2 separate regions of the Homo sapiens genome follow, and region 2 is linked to region 1. The links are chromatin loops, found by intact Hi-C in ENCODE. Cell type or tissue: tibial artery. All regions are shown on one strand. Region 1 overlaps RPTOR (regulatory associated protein of MTOR complex 1). Region 2 overlaps ENDOV (endonuclease V).

What was found. Hi-C counts contacts between places; a loop is a spot of excess contacts. Peaks named below come from ENCODE experiments on the same cell type or tissue, not always from the same donor. Only the 100,000 strongest peaks of a DNase experiment are listed, where the experiment ranks them.
Region 2: a loop joins it to region 1, with 5 times the contacts of the local background. A loop is called at or near these places in 17 of 110 quality-filtered maps.

What each region holds. Positions count from the first base shown.
Region 1 is chr17:80,874,205-80,882,204 of GRCh38, reverse strand. It overlaps RPTOR (regulatory associated protein of MTOR complex 1), which reads right to left. Exons shown (of 34, transcript NM_020761.3): 14 at 1,716-1,790. Among named protein-coding and RNA genes, the nearest start is that of CHMP6, 110 kb to the left of the region's middle. RefSeq lists enhancers at 3,014-3,613, 4,831-4,880, 7,969-8,000. In tibial artery, no CTCF peak of the experiment used is centred here; no DNase peak of the experiment used is centred here.
Region 2 is chr17:80,433,129-80,441,128 of GRCh38, reverse strand. ENDOV (endonuclease V) reads right to left here. Exons shown (of 10, transcript NM_173627.5): 10 at 3,043-4,996. The coding sequence ends at 4,986. Among named protein-coding and RNA genes, the nearest start is that of MIR4730, 18 kb to the right of the region's middle. In tibial artery, no CTCF peak of the experiment used is centred here; no DNase peak of the experiment used is centred here.

The DNA.
Region 1 (8,000 bases):
TGCTGGCTACATGGTGAACGTTCCCAGCCCGGCTCTTAGCCCGGCTTTCATATCTTCTCGCTTAGCTTCATGGACGGCGCTCCAGGTGGCTCCTTCATGAATTCTCTTCTTGGCTGTCTGTTCTGTGATTTAATTCATCTCCAGAGTTTTCAATAACAGTGCATGTCTTTTCTTTTTCACAGCTTCAATTTGTTTTTTCAGATCTGCTTATGAGTTTAGAAAAATCAATCGTTTCTGAGGATGAGTAGGAAGCACTGAATGTTTTCTCATAACAGGCACAAAGCACTGAAGAAACAAAACAATGGTTGATGGTTTGACAGAATCATAGCAAATTCTTTCTAGTCAGTCATTTAAGAATATTTATATTATTTATTTATTGAGTGGAGACGGGGTCTCACTCTGTTGCTCAGGCTGGAGTGCAGTTGTACAGTCACAGCTCATTGCAGCCTTGACTTCCCCGGGCTCAGGCGATCCTCCCACTGCAGCCTCCTGAGTAGCTGAGACCACAGGCGTGTGCCACAACGCCAGACAAATTTTTTTGTATTTTTGGTAGAAACGGGGTTTCACCATGTCGCCCAGGCTGGTCTCGAACTCCCGAGCTCAAGCAGTCTGTCAGCCTTGGCCTCCCAAAGCGCTGGGATTACAGGTGTGAGCCACCATACCCAGCCTCCTTTTCATTCTTTCAAACCTGGCTGTGTCCTCAAAACTTCCGCAGGCTCGTGGCTGAGGTGGGGCCGTTCATGTGAGCTTAGCTCACCCTCGCGCCCAAGTCGCCAGTGAGCATTCTTCCTCACTTCTTCATGTGGGATTTGCTTTCTTCCTTATTCTTAAGAATGGGAAGTGATGGTTTCCAAAACTGATACAAAGTATCAACTTTAACTGCCTGTGATGTTTCAATACAACACAAAGTGCACATACTGTTTACCTTTTGGAAAATAGTCCTGTTTGTTTTGTGTTTTAAAAAATCCTTTAGCTTAGAAAACCAACTAGGGGGTGAAATTACATACAAAAGTTCCTTTATACAGCAAAGCCACCGAACACTGTGTAAACTAGCTAATATGTTTAAATATTCTGGCAATATTAAGTTATGTTAAAGAATTATTTAGGATATATCTATTTTGTTCTCATTACTAAGCTGGGAGTTAGAAATTAAAACATTATGAAACATTTATAGAATAACTATACACCCTATTCATGGATTACTAATTTTCAAACAATTTAATACAATAAAGTATACTGAAAATTTAAACTTTCAAACAACCTTCTTTCCTTCCTTTCCTCTCTCCCTTCCTTCCTGAAATGGGGTGCTTCGATATCTTCTTGTGCTCCAAGACCTTCCCAGGCGCCTGAACTCTCATATTACAGACGTGCGGCGCTCACTAGTCTAACGCGGCGGACAGCAGGGAGAGTGGATTTGACTATTTTGCAAAGAAGTCCCAGTGAAAAGAGACTAAAATAAACTAAAACCACCCATGTGTCCGGGTTAACTGAGCTCTTGTTTAGAGACAGACACGAAATAACAGCTGCGCTCATGGTAGTAAGCAAAGGGCCATGTCTAACGTGAAGCAGTTGCTGACCCCGTGGACGTGGCCCCTGCTGTGACCCTTGACCTTTCTCCTGTAGCCCCCGTCAAAAGGCCCCACCGCAGTGCAGCGTGTGGGCAGAGGCGAGTGCTGAGTCCCAAGCCCGTGGAGAGCGTGCTGCCCCGTCCTTACTGGCATGTAGGGGTCCGCCAGGACCGACAGGAAGTACTTGTGGCCGTTGTCCTTCACGAGGTCCGCTTGGCACGACTGGACAGAAAGAGACAGAGGAGAGGCAGTGAGTGCAGTGTCCCGCAGATGCCACAAGCTTCTCATGGTGCGTGAACGAATAAGGGCAGGGACTTCTTATACCTCAATTATTTCCTCCTTTCAAGCCCAGTTTTCATTTGAAAAACAGCTGCAGCCGGTGCCTGCAGACATGCTTTCCTTGGCTAAGAAGGGGAGGGATCCCACGAACGCCCAGAGGAAAGCAGCTCCCAGACGTTTTCTTTCACAACGTCCGGGCACCTGCTGGGGAGTGCCCTGCAGCCCCTGCCTGCACCCCGCTCCTCTCCAGGGGTCCCGCTCCCTCCCTCTGCCCTCCACACTGGAGCACATCCATCCAGCACTCACTCAGAACCAGCCTGTTGGTGCAGACCCGGTCCCGCTCAAGCTTTTCTTGGGGGTTTGCTTGGACTTACAAAATGCTGAAAACCAATCGTGTGTGAGGCAGTAATTCCCAGTGATTTGTGTGCACAGTCCCACTTGAGCAGGTGCTTCCCACTGGCCCCACTTGTTCACCCTCAGGGGCAGCCCCAAGGTGGGAGGTTTCCTGGTGCTAAAGCTGCTGCCAGGCAGGCGACCTTCCCACGCTTCAGGCCATTCTGTGCCTGTCTACACATTCACAGTCACGTGGCCATGACTCGCCTCAGTCGTGAGGACCTACTGTGTGCTGTCAGCACAATCACAGCCACACGGCCATGGCTCGGCACAGTCGTGAGGGCCTACTGGGTGCTGAGCACTAGGTATTTGTGCCCTGCTCACAGTTCCTGAAGGAGCAGCGAGAGGCACCATAGGGTGCTTGGAAAGCGGGGAGAGGGAGGGTCTTGTACTTTTTGGAGACCTCTTTACGCTGATGAGCAGACAGAACTGTCCAGGGCAGTGAGGGAAGAAGGGGAAGGGTGGGATCGAGGGAAAAGACTCCTGCTGCTAGGAAATGGCAGGTCCAGGCCCGGGATGTGGGAGTGGGAGGAGAAAGGGGCAGGGCAGGTGGGGGCAGGGCAGGCGGGGGCAGGGGCAGGGGAAGGGCAAGCAGGAGCAGGGCAGGCGGGGGCAGGTGGCGTTGGGCAGGAGGGGCTGCAGAGCCCAGCAGGAGCTGCAGCCGGGAAGGACATGGCAGGTGGGCTACGGGTCAGACAGGCTGGGTTGGAGCTGGGTCAGCAAGGACAGAGGACGGAGATGATGCCAGGGATGCGAGGATCCAAGTGGAGGGCTGCCCACTGAAGAGGTGGGTTGCGTTTTCATCCCGGAGGGGTTACAGTGGGGCACACTGCAGCTGAGGCATCGATGATGAGACACAAGCAGGGCTGCTCCGGGGCGCGCACAGCCGAAACGCAGAACCTGACCCAAGCCAGGCTTCTAAGATGAGAAGTCACCGCTTATCGGGTGGTGCTGAAGACCACTTTCAGAGGGCAAGGCGGGGGACGGGGCCTGGGGAAGGAGGAGGGACGGGCCCCTAGAGGAAGGGGCTTCCGAGGGTCCTGTGGGCGTCCTGGAGGAAACAGGCCGGCTCTGAGGCTGGCAGTGTTACCGGAAGCCACACCAGGCTGCCTAACTTGGGGACACTTCTGCAAGTGCTGGCTCTGGAAGGGAATAAAATGATCCTGCCTTGGATATTCAGGGGTAACGATAATACTTCGGGAAGTATTTGCCCAAAACCCGAGGAAAAGGGGCAAGATTTGAAACAAAACTAAGTTTCAAGTCCAGGTTCTCCCTCTTACTAGTCAGGGACCCAGGTAAAGTTTTAAAAATCTGTGCTCAGCTGGGCGTGGTGGCTCATGCCTATAATCCCAGCACTTTGGGAGGCTGAGACAGGCGGGTCACAAGGTCAGGAGTTCGAGACCAGCCTGGCCAATATGGTGAAATCCTGTCTCTACTAAAAAATACAAAAATTAGCAGGGTGTGGTGGTGCGTGCCTGTAGTCCCAGCTACTCGGGAGGCTGAGGCAGGAGAATCGCTGGAACCTGGGAGGCGGAGGCTGTAGTGAGCTGAGATCGCACCACTGCATTCCAGCCTGGGCGACAGAGCAAGACTACGTCTCAAAAAAAAAAAATCTGTGCTCAGGTCGTGGAGTCAGAGATGAAACCACGCATGTGAAAGCAGTCTGAAACTGCAGTGCGATGTACAAATCATGGATGCTGTGTTTCTTGGAGAGGGACCCACAGAGCATGGGTTTCTAGGATCAATACCTAGAAACTGAGCAGTGACAGACACTGCATCGACAGAGTGAGGCGTGCGTTCTGCCAGCTCCCAGCATGCTCCTTTCCAGAGGACGAAGGCCATGCAAGGACAGAGGGCCGGAATTTTAAGAACTGGATGCCTGAGGATCAAGAAGAGAACGGCTCTCCAGTGCAGCCCTGCACAGCTGGCCCTTTCCCACTGAGGCAGGAGCAGTTTTGCAGAGGGAATCTGCTGGTTATGCAGCCCAGAAGCCCCTAACCCCGCCATTTCTCAGGGGTGCTCTTACAATGAGGTGTTTCTGCCTCACATCAATACACTGATGAGGCGGGTTATGGGCTGGGCTGCTGGAATGAGAGCTGAGCACGATGGGGAGCGGGTGGTCAGGGAGCCAGGCGCCGGCCTCAGATTGCAAGCTGCTCCCCCGAGCTGAGGAGGCCAATTAAGCAGGCAGTTTTCAAGCAACAACTGGCTTTAGCTGAAGGTTTTGACAAATAAACTGAGATGCATCGACCGCCGTCCACGTAAAGACTCAGCCCAGAGGGCCAGGGCAACAGAAAAAGCACTGGGTTCTGAGAATGAAGGCACCTTCCTTTGTTTTAACCACAGGTTCCACAAGTCAAATCGAAGCCCACACATTCACGGTGAAGCTCCTCAAACATGTCTCACGAGAGTGTAATGAAGCATCACTGACTCAAATCTCACTAATTCTGAATTTGAGGCATGCAAATCAGGGTGGGAGAACTTAGATGTGCCCTTGGTATCGGAGTCTGGCAACTATGTGGTGTATACTACCAGATGTCTGTTCTGATACGGTCATTATGCCAGGTGGGAACCACGGATGATGATGCCTTTTCATACCTTCATTTTCAGCGCTCGGCAGGGGTCATTTACATATCTGTTTAATACACACATTTTCACTAACTCAAACCGCCCCCACCCTCCCCGCAGGCAGGAACCTGGGAGCTCCCACTTCGCTGGCTAGGGGGACTGGGGTGGACTCTCTCGGCTGCTGCTCACTCGCCCAAATTACAAGCACACTTAGACCAAGGGCCTCGTTAAACAGAAGAGGAAACAAGACTTGAAACCACACACGCGCAGAACGGCAGCCAGCAGGCAACACACACTCCCTGCGTGGCACGGGCTCAGTGGGAAGACCCAGCAGGCGACACACACACATCCTGGGCGGCACGGGCTCGGTGGGAAGACCCAGCAGGCGACACACACACCCTGCATGGCACGGGCTCGGTGGAAGACCCGGCAGGCGACACACACACCCTGAGTGGCACGGGCTCGGTGGGAAGACCCGGCAGGCGACACACACACCCTGCATGGCACAGGCTCGGTGGAAAACCCAGCAGGCGACACACACACCCTGTGTGGCACGGGCTCGGTGGAAGACCCGGCAGGCGACACACACACCCTGTGTGGCACGGGCTCGGTGGAAGACCCGGCAGGCGACACACACACCCTGCGTGGCACGGGCTCGGTGGAAGACCCGGCAGGCGACACACACATCCTGGGTGGAGGGGCTTGGTGGAAGACCCGGCAGGCGACACACACACCCTGCGTGGCACGGGCTCGGTGTGAAGACCCAGCAGGCGACACACACATCCTGGGCGGAGGGGCTTGGTGGAAGACCCGGCAGGCGACACACACACCCTGCGTGGCACAGGCTCGGTGGGAAGACACGGCAGGCGACACACACACCCTGCGTGGCACGGGCTCGGTGGGAAGACACGGCAGGCGACACACACACCCTGCGTGGCACGGGCTCGGTGGGAAGACACGGCAGGCGACACACACACCCTGCGTGGCACGGGCTCGGTGGGAAGACACGGCAGGCGACACACACACCCTGCGTGGCACGGGCTCGGTGGAAGACCCGGCAGGCGACACACACACCCTGCGTGGCACGGGCTCGGTGTGAAGACCCGGCAGGCGACACACACACCCTGCGTGGCACGGGCTCGGTGGAAGACCCGGCAGGCGACACACACACCCTGCGTGGCACGGGTTCGGTGGGAAGACACGGCAGGCGACACACACACCCTGCGTGGCACGGGCTCGGTGGAAGACCCGGCAGGTGACACACACATCCTGGGCAGCACGGGCTCGGTGGAAGACCCGGCAGGTGACACACACACCCTGCGTGGCACGGGCTCGGTGTGAAGACCCAGCAGGTGACACACACATCCTGGGCGGCACGGGCTCGGTGGAAGACCTGGCAGGTGACACACACACCCTGCGTGGCATGGGCTCGGTGTGAAGACCCAGCAGGTGACACACACATCCTGGGCGGCACGGGCTCGGTGGAAGACCTGGCAGGTGACACACACACCCTGCGTGGCACGGGCTCGGTGTGAAGACCCAGCAGGTGACACACACATCCTGGGCGGCACGGGCTCGGTGGGAAGACCCGGCAGGCGACACACACACCCTGCGTGGCACAGGCTCGGTGTGAAGACCCGGCAGGCGACACACACACCCTGCGTGGCACGGGCTCGGTGGAAGACCCGGCAGGCGACACACACATCCTGGGCGGAGGGGCTTGGTGGAAGACCCGGCAGAGACTCGGGGCTCAGATGAACAGCACGGTGCCGGCAGCGTGAATCTGCCAAAGCCGCCCTCTCAACAGGCTCCATCTTGCTGTGCTTGTTTTCTCCCAGATCAAGCTATGGTGGTGACATGTGAAGGCCAGAGTAGAAAGCAGGTGGGAAGAGCATGAACATGACATTTTTTTTCCTGAGCAAGCCCCCTTCCCTCACCACACACTGAAGCCAATTTTGATTCTTCTGTGTCTCAGGTTTCAGGAACTTATATTTTTTTAAATGGGGAAAAGGGAGGTGAAGAAGAGAAGAAGAGCAAACACAAAGTGGGAAGATGCAAGCATGTATTTGTTGTTGCAGCAACTAAAGATGTGGTTTGCAAGCAGACACGACAATGGGGCAGAGACCAGGAGGAGCCCCTGGCCAAGGCCCTGCCTTCTACAAGGTGCACCCGTAAGGCCGGGGCGGGCTTTCTTCCTCTGAATATTCTGGCAAAAGATGCCATGGGAAGAGACCCTCCCTTTATTCTCCTTAACAAAGATTTTAAGGATTATTTTATGGAGAAGCAGGAACACAAGAATTACGCCCAGGCTAACAGACCACCGTGCCTGACGGGGAAGGCATAAGGAGGCAGGATGATGAGCCAAGCCCTGAGCCATTTCACGCGAACACCCTACCACGCGCGATTTCACGCAAATACCCTACCACGTGCGTTCTGACGTGAACACAGAGACAATCACAGAGATACGGGCCGTGTTTCATGTCCACTGGGTAGAAGAGTTTAGCCCTTGTTATGAGCGGGGTGCTGGGAAGGAAAAAAGTTTCCAACAAGAACACAGCTCCTGAGTGAGCCTTCGGTGGTGTGTTACCGTAACGTGAGGATGCTACCGGGGAAGTCATCTGCAGGCAGATGGAGGGCTGTGCTGAGATGTTGATATGTGCAGCGTTTTCACAATGGTGGGTGCCAATAAAACTGCTAATGCCTGGGGAAATGATACCGAAGCAGGGATTTCTGTTTACCGGTCACAAGAGCTCACTGCTCTTCACGACTTCAGCAGAACATCCACCGAGCAGTGCAAGACAAGCTTTCCGCCTCAGACCTTCACCCCCAGGCACAGTGTATTCCCCACTCGCCAAGTGAGGCAAGATATTTCAACATAAATATATATATTAATATAGACACATTGATTTTCTGTAAATGGTTAATTCTAATCCCAGCACTTTGGGAGGCCGAGGCGGGTGGATCATGAGGTTAAGAGACGGAGACCATCCTGGCTAACACGGTGAAACCCCATCTCTACTAGAAACACAAAAATTAGCTGGGCGTGGTGGCACGCGCCTGTGGTCCCAGTTACTTGGGAGGCTGAGGCAGGAAAATCGCTTGAACCCGGGAGGTGGAGGTTGCAGTGAGCTGAGATCATGTCACTGCACTCCAGCCTGGTGACAGAGCAAGACTGTCTAAAAAAAAAAAAAG
Region 2 (8,000 bases), 440 kb after region 1:
ACTAAATAGTGATGGAGATGGGGTTTCGCTATGTTGTCAAGTTGGTCTCGAACTACTGGGCTCAAGCAATTCTCCCGCCTCGGCCTCCCAAACTGTTGGGATTACAGGCGTGAGCCACTGTGCCCAGATGGGCCGGATGTTTTTAATGAACCAAAAGGAGATTTATACTTCCATGGCAGGGTTTGGGGATAAATAAGTAATGGGTACACAGAATATCAACCCAATCCCCTAAATGAGGCAATTATTAAGTCCAGGAAAAATAAGTGGTTGTACAAGAAAGGAAATGTAATTACAATACATTACTCAGCTGGGAAGAGTGTGTGCTGAGAAATAATAGTGCATACATTGAATTCTGATTCAATCAAAAGGAGAAGCTGGTGGGAGAGTGTGGGGGGGCACGTGTGAGAGAACAAGCTTTCAGCCGCCATCGTGGGAAGGACATGGGTAAATTTCTCAATCTGAAAAGGAGAAAAAAAAAAGCAGCACCAGCAGCAACATGAGCATGGCTATTCGGAAGTAAATACCAAAGAGAATCAGCTACAATCACAGAAAAGGTTGCCTCTGAGAAGGGGGAATCAGGAAAGAGGTGTGGTTTTTCGTCAGAAGCCTTGTAGTACTATTCGATTATTAAAACTGTCAATTTATGATGTTGATTAAAAGCATACATGAAATGTAGGCAGGGAGCGGTGGCTTATGTCTGTAATCCCAGCACTTTGGGAGGCTGAGGCGGGTGGATCATTGAGGTCAGGAGTTCGAGACCAGCCTGGCCAACATGGTGAAACCCCGTCTCTACTAAAAATACAAAAATTGGCTGGGTGTGGTGGCGGGCGCCTGTAATCCCAGCTACTCAGGAGGCTGAGGCAGGAGAATTGCTCGAACCCGGGAGACAGACGTTGCAGTGAGCCAAGATTGCTCCATTGCACTCCAACCTCAGCGATAGAGCGAGACTCCGTCTCAAACAACCAAAAATACATGAATGTAAGTAACTAAAAAACAAAACCAAAAATTCTCAAGCTGCTCCCCGCTCCCAGCTCTCTGTCAGGCCCAGGCAACCCCAGGGTAGGGCCCCGAGGCCTGTCCTGTCTTCCTGGATTCTGCACCTCCTCCCCGGCCCCTCTCGGCCCTCCTGTGCTCCCTCCATGCCCCTCTCTGGGCTGCTCCGGGTCTATCTGTGGATTTGTCCTGGTCCTCATCCCTCCTGCCTTAGCCTGCCTCCCACCTTGCCTGCCCCTTTCTGCACTTTACTCCCTTTTGGGTTCTGCCCATGGCAATCAGAGGGGAAGGGGTGCCTGTCCCTGGGGGAGGAGCCCAGCCCTGTCCACAGGGCCCGTGGCACCCGCAATAGCTGTCAGCTGGCCCCTTTAGCCACACCCCTACTGGCCCCACACCAGCCGCCCATGGTGGTAGGACACAGAGAAGTTGCTCCTGCTTGCCGGGGAGGTGAATTGGGGCTAGCAGGCTGTACTCCATCATCTCCATGACACCTCGCCTAATTACACTGCGTGCTATTCATCTGGATGTCAGCGCTGCAGCATGGCTTTGCCCTTAATTAATAATTTGGTAAAACTCCACTCGGGGCCTGGCCAGGGAAGTTCAGCAGGGACTGCTAAGGCTGGGCTGCTGCCGGGGTTGGGGGGCCAGGCTGGTGAGCACTTCCCCGCCAGCAAGTGTGGGCTCCCCCAAACATTCCCAGGTGGCACCCCTTCACCCTGAGTTCCTGTTTGAAAGACCAGAGCCTGGGGGGAGACAGGGATGGGTGAGGGGTGTCTGCAGCTTGGGCACTGCCCCTGGAGGAGAGGGTGACTCAGGCCTCAGGGCACCCGTCAGATACCCCTTCCTGCCCCAAACACCACAGCTTATTCTAAAAGCATCGGTCCCACTGATAAGAGGCTCAGAGAGGCGAGGTGGCTTACCCAAGCACACACAGCACACAAGTACAGAGGCCTTGGTCTGGAACCCAGGGCCCTGGTTGCCTGTGCACAGCCACTTCCACCAGGACAAGGAGCCCCAGGCCAGGCCCTTCAGGGACTCTTCCGCAGAGGAGGCAGGACACAGGCCCTGGGGTGGGCGTGTACCAGCTACCAGGGTGTGAGGGGCGAGGCTGGCTCTCCTGGAGCTCATGCTGCCCTTGGCCCTGGAGGACGGGGCCCCCATGAGAGGTGCGTGGCTCAGGTCAGATGCTGTGCAAGGGGCCAAGGCCCAGCTCAGACCCAGATTCAAATAGTCCAATGCCTGTGGCCAGAGCAGGGGTGGGGCTTGGGACAGCTAGGACCACCAGAGGGGCCCCTCCCTGGGGCCTGACCTTGGCCAGATCCTAAAGGACCACTCCAGCCCTGGTGTGTCTTCTGATCCTGAGTGCCACAGGAGAGGGGACGCAGGACAGCTGGGGTCTCAGAGGCTCCAAAGGCCAGGCCCACCTGCTTCTTGGAGTCTTTCCCTCCCAGCCTCCAGGCAGGGTGGGGGCCTGGGAAAGGGACACAGAGGCCCGCAAGTGAGCAGGAAAATCTATTTGGATCTGACTTGAATTATTAAGTGGTTCAAGAATATTCTTAGCTCTGGGCAGGCTGTGGTCTGTAGAGACGGACTTTACCACGGCCCTATTTTTAAAGTTCTGTGGGTCGGAGTCAGAGTCGAGACGTCACTGCACTTAGGGCCCCCCTGCACGCCCCTCTGCCTGCCGCCGGGGAGTAGGGTGGGGACAGGGCAGGGGGGCACATGCCAACCCTGCAGACCCCCACCCTGCAGGGGAAGGGCGTGTGACGCAGGGATGGGAAGTTGGGGCTCCCCCACCTACCAGGTGCCCAGGCCCACCCCTGCCCAGCCCCTGGCCCGTGAACCTGCTCCCCCAATTCTAGCCCCCCTTGACCCTCACACCCTGTTTCCCCTGCTTCAATCCCCTGCACTCTACTCCCCCAAACCCGCCCCCCTCCCCAGAGCAGCCTTGGGGAAAGGGGCTGGGCCAGCTCAGGGCTGCCACTGCACATCCCCACGGTGGGCTGGCATCTCTGCAAGATGCTTTTGACTGAAGAAAAAAAATCAAGCTTTTGAAGAATTCAAGTTAGTTTTATTCAAAGGTCTTACTGAGAATCCTAGACCCAGGTCCCAGCCCGGGAGCAGCCTTAGAGAGCTCCTGTTTGACTGCCCGGCTCAGTGTCTCGGCCCACTGCTTGGTTACGGGGGCCGGGGCTCAGGACCTGCACAGTCACATCCATCCAGCTGGCTCCGAAGTTACATTACAGCAGAATCACATCAAGGTTTGGGCATAAGAGCACTTCTGGTTACAGATTACAGAAGCATAATCGCTAACCTTGGCCAACATTTTCTCATGTGCACGAAAAGCCAAGGACCAGGGTCCTTCACCTTTTAAGGAATACAGTGACTCAGGCAACAGACGCGGGGCCGTGTGTTCTTTCCTGTTTTGTTTTCAAAGCGTCTCTCTGGAGAGCTGCAGTGTCACAGAGTAAGGGCCCACAGAAATGAGCACACACTTAGGTTTGCTGCTGACACGCCCTGCCTCTCCTCATGTGGTTCATGTGGCCATCAGCCGGGGCTGAAGACCCCTGGCACACACCTGCACCCCAAACGGACTACAGGTGCCGCTTTCATTTCAACTCTCACCCATTTAGGGTTCGGAGCCCCACACCCACTTAACCCCAAGCCCAGTGGCAAAGCTTCCTGAGAGGCCCGGAACCGCCAGCCATGAGTTCTACACCACCCCCACTGTCCTCCTGAAACCCTGCTCCCCCAAAGACAGGCCTTACTGAGGACTTGGTGGGGTGCTGGTCAGGAACTGCCCGGTCTTTGGGGAGGGGGTGCTGGCTGTCCGCCTGGGGAGAGCCTGGGAAAGGCATGCAGGCAGATGTGGTTGGAGCTCCGACTCTCTGACTCTTGGGCTTAGGTGAGTCCTCAGCAGGTGCCCTGCACTCCTGGTCCCCTTTCCCAGCCAGATCACTGCTCAGCATCTGCAGAGTCAAGGAGGACTCTCCCAAAACCATGCACGGCCAGATGGCCCAAGTTAAAAGAAGATGCCAGTGACTAAAAGCAGGAGTGAAGGCAGGGACGTTCTCAGAGACCTCACACACATCAATAAAATCCCGTGAACGACGGTATGCCAACAGATGAGATAACATGGACGAAACGGAAAAACTCCAAGAAACACACAAGCTAGCAACTGACTCAAGGATGGACAATCCGAACGATCTATAACAAATACATAGATTGAATCGAATCAAAATCCTCCCAAAGACCCAAGACCAGATAGGCTTACTGGCAAATTCTACCAAAGGTTCTAGCAAGAATTAACACCAATCTCTCTCTTCCAAAAAAAACGGAGGAGAGAACATTTCCTAACCCAATCTATGAGGCTAATATTATCCTGATATCAAAACCAAAGGAAGACATCATAAGAAAACACCAGACCAATATCCCTTATAAATACAGATGTAAAAATCCGCACCAAAATACAAGCAAATCACATTCAGCAGCAGAGTAAATGGATTATACACCATGACCGAGTTAGATGTATTCCACAAATGGAAACTGGCTCAACATATGAAAATCAATCAATGTAACACCTCATATTCACAGAAGAACACAGGATCTTTTCAATAGAGGCCAGAAAAGCATTTGACAAAATCCAGTACCCTTTAAGGATAAAAACACTTAACAAATTAGGACTAGAAGGGACCGTCTTCAGCTGGATGAAGAGCATCCTTGAAAATCTAACAGCTCACATCACATCTAGTGGTGAAAGACTGCAAACGTTCCCTTAAGATCAGGAACAAGACAAGGACGTGTGCTCTCACCACCACGTTCGATCAGGAACGAGACGAGGACGTGTGCTCTCACCACCGCGTTCGATCAGGAACGAGACGAGGATGTGTGCTCTCACCACCGCGTTCGATCAGGAACGAGACGAGGACGTGTGCTCTCACCACCGCGTTCGATCAGGAATGAGACGAGGACGTGTGCTCTCACCACCACGTTCAACAAAGTGCTAGACGTTCCAGCCAGAGCAATGAGGCAAGAAAAAGAAATAAAAGGCGTTCAGAGTGGAAAGGAGGAAGTGGAAATGGGCCAGGTGCAGTGGCTCGCGCCTGTAATCTCAGCACTTGGGGAGGCCGAGGTGGGAGGAAAGCTTGAGCCCAGGAGTTGGAGACCAGCCTGGGTAACATGGTGAGACCCTGTCTTTACAAAAAAATCTTGAAAAACTAGGCCGGACACAATGGCTCACGCCTGTAATCCCAGCACTTTGGGAGGCTGAGGCAGGTGGATCACGAGGTCAGGAGATCGAGACCATCCTGGCTAACACGGTGAAACCCCGTCTCTACTGAAAAAAAAAAAAAAATTAGCTGGGCGTGGTGGCGGGCGCCTGTAGTCCCAGCTACTCAGGAGGCTGAGGCAGGAGAATGGCGTGAACCCGGGAGGCGGAGCTTGCAGTGAGCCGAGATCACGCCACCGCACACCAGCCTGGGCGACACAGCGAGACTCTGTCTCAAAAAAAAAAATTAGCCAGGCATGGTGGCACATGCTTGTAGTCCCAGCTACTCTGGAGGCTGAGCCAGGAGGATTGCTTGAGCCCAAGAGGTCGAGGCTGCAGTGAGCCATGATCACACCCCTGCACTCCAGTCTTGGCAACAGAGCGAGACCCTGTCTCAACAACAAAGCAAAATGGTCTGGGACAACTGGCTACTCACAGGTATGACATGGGACCTGCTCCCTTACACCATACACAAATTTAAGTCAAAATGGATCAAAGACTTAAAGGTAAGAAGCACTAAAACTATACATTTCTTAGAAGGAAATGTAGGTGTAAATTTTCATGGCCTTGAATTAGTCAATGGCTTCTTAAATCTAACATCAAAAGCATAAGCAACAAAATAGATGGACTTCATCAAATTTAAAAACTTTCATGCATCAAAGGACACTAACAAGAAAATAATGACAACCCACAGGAAAAAATATTTGTAAACTAAAGAAGTGATCAATATCTAGGATTCAGAACATATAAAGAACTTCTGCAACTCAACAAGATGACAACCCAATTTTTAAAATGGGCAAAGGATTTGAATAGATGCTTTGCTCACGAGGATATACAAATGGTTACTAGACATGAGAAGGCGCTCACCACCATTAGCCATCAGGAAATGCAAATCAAATGCACAATGAAATACCACTTTTTTTTTGAGGCAGGGTCTCATTGTCACCCAGGCTGGAATGCAGTGGCACAATCACGGTTCACTGCAACCTCAACCTCCTGGGCTTAAGTGATCCTCCCACCTCAACCTCCCGAGTAGCTGTGATTATAGGAGTGCATCACCATGCCTGGTTAATTTTTTAGTTTTCTGTAGAGATGAGGTCTCACTATGTTGCCCAGGCTGGTCTCAAACTCCTGGGCTCAAGTGATCCTCCTGTCACAGCCTTCCAAAGTGCTGGGATTACAGGCATGAACCACTCACTGTGCCCAGCCGAAACACCAGTTTCTACTCCAAGGAATGGCTAGAATCTAAGCGGCAGATAATAGCAAGTGGTGGTGAGGGTGTGCAGAACCTGGAACCCTTGGGCATTGCTGGTGGGGATGTGAACTGATGTAGCTGCTATGGAAAAGTCTGGCAGTTTCTCAGAAAGTTAAACACAGGGTCACCACATGACCCAGAAATTCTACTCCTAGGTATATATACCCAAGGCAACTGAAAACATGTTTACACAAAAGCGTGTACATCAGTCTTCATTGCAGCATTATTCACAAAAGCCCTGAATGGAAAAAACCCAAATATCCACCAGGATTAACAAAATGTTTATACTGATCCATATGATGGAATATGACTCAGCCATAAAGAAGAATGAGGTCCTGACACCTGGCACGACACAGGTGCATCTTGAAAACATTATGCCAAGAGAAGGAAGCCAGACAGAAAAGACTACACGGTGATTCCACGCCTGCATGGCGCCCACAGCAGGCCTGTCCAGAGACACACGGTGATTCCACGTCGGCATGGTGCCCACAACAGGCCTGTCCAGAGACAGGAAGCCCTTGCTGGGTGCCAGGGTCTGGGGAAGGGAGAACGGGGAGTGACTACTAATGGATATGGGGTTTCCCTTTGGGGTAAAAAACCGTTCTGGAACTAAACAGTAATGATGGTTGCACATGATTGTGAATATACCAAAAGTCAATGAGTTGTAGTGGAAATGATGACTTTTATCTCAAAACAAACATAAACTACTCACGTAAAAATTGTCTGCAAACTTATCTCCAGGCTCTGGCCTGCTCCTTCTTGCAAGGGGAGGGGAAAATGAAGGACCCCCTGACCAGGTCCTGGCCAGGCCCTCAGCTGGGGAGGCCCACCTGACACCCATGGTCCTTGAGGAACCAACGGTTTTAAGCAGAGCCTGACCTCCAGCCCCAGAGGAGCCCAGAGCCATCTCTGCCCCCCTCACAGAGGTGGGTCATTGGGGTTGAAGCTACTGCTCTTTGTGCAAAGCCTACCACATGCCAGGCAGTTGTGGGCATTTCTTCTGAGTCTCCCGGCCCCCTGGGAAGCTCCCCTGTTGGAGTGAAGCCCCAGGGCGCAGGAGGTGTGGTCCTGTCTGGCTCCAGAGGAAGGGGGCAGCCAGGCCTCCCTTCGAGGACCTGAGTTCTGATGGCTTGGGATGGCGTGAGGAGCTGCCAGCTCAGGTGGGAGCCTGGTAGATGAGACCTCCCTGACCTGGCTTCATCCTCTCATCACTGGGGTTGGCACAGCATGGCGGACTGACGGCCTTGTGGGCCTCACCTCTCCAAACCAACAGCCTTCCCTCACCAAGGACTCACCATGTGCCAAGGCTCCCTGCTGAGCCCTTACACACTTCACCTGGTGGAATATCCCCCACCACATGGGCAGGTACTGACCCCTGTGGGATGCGTTTTGAGCTTTGCTCAAGGCCAGCCTGGAAGAGACAGTGGGATCTCAGCCAGCTCTGCCCAGCTTCCACACTGTGCTTCTAATGCCTCTAATTCCCTG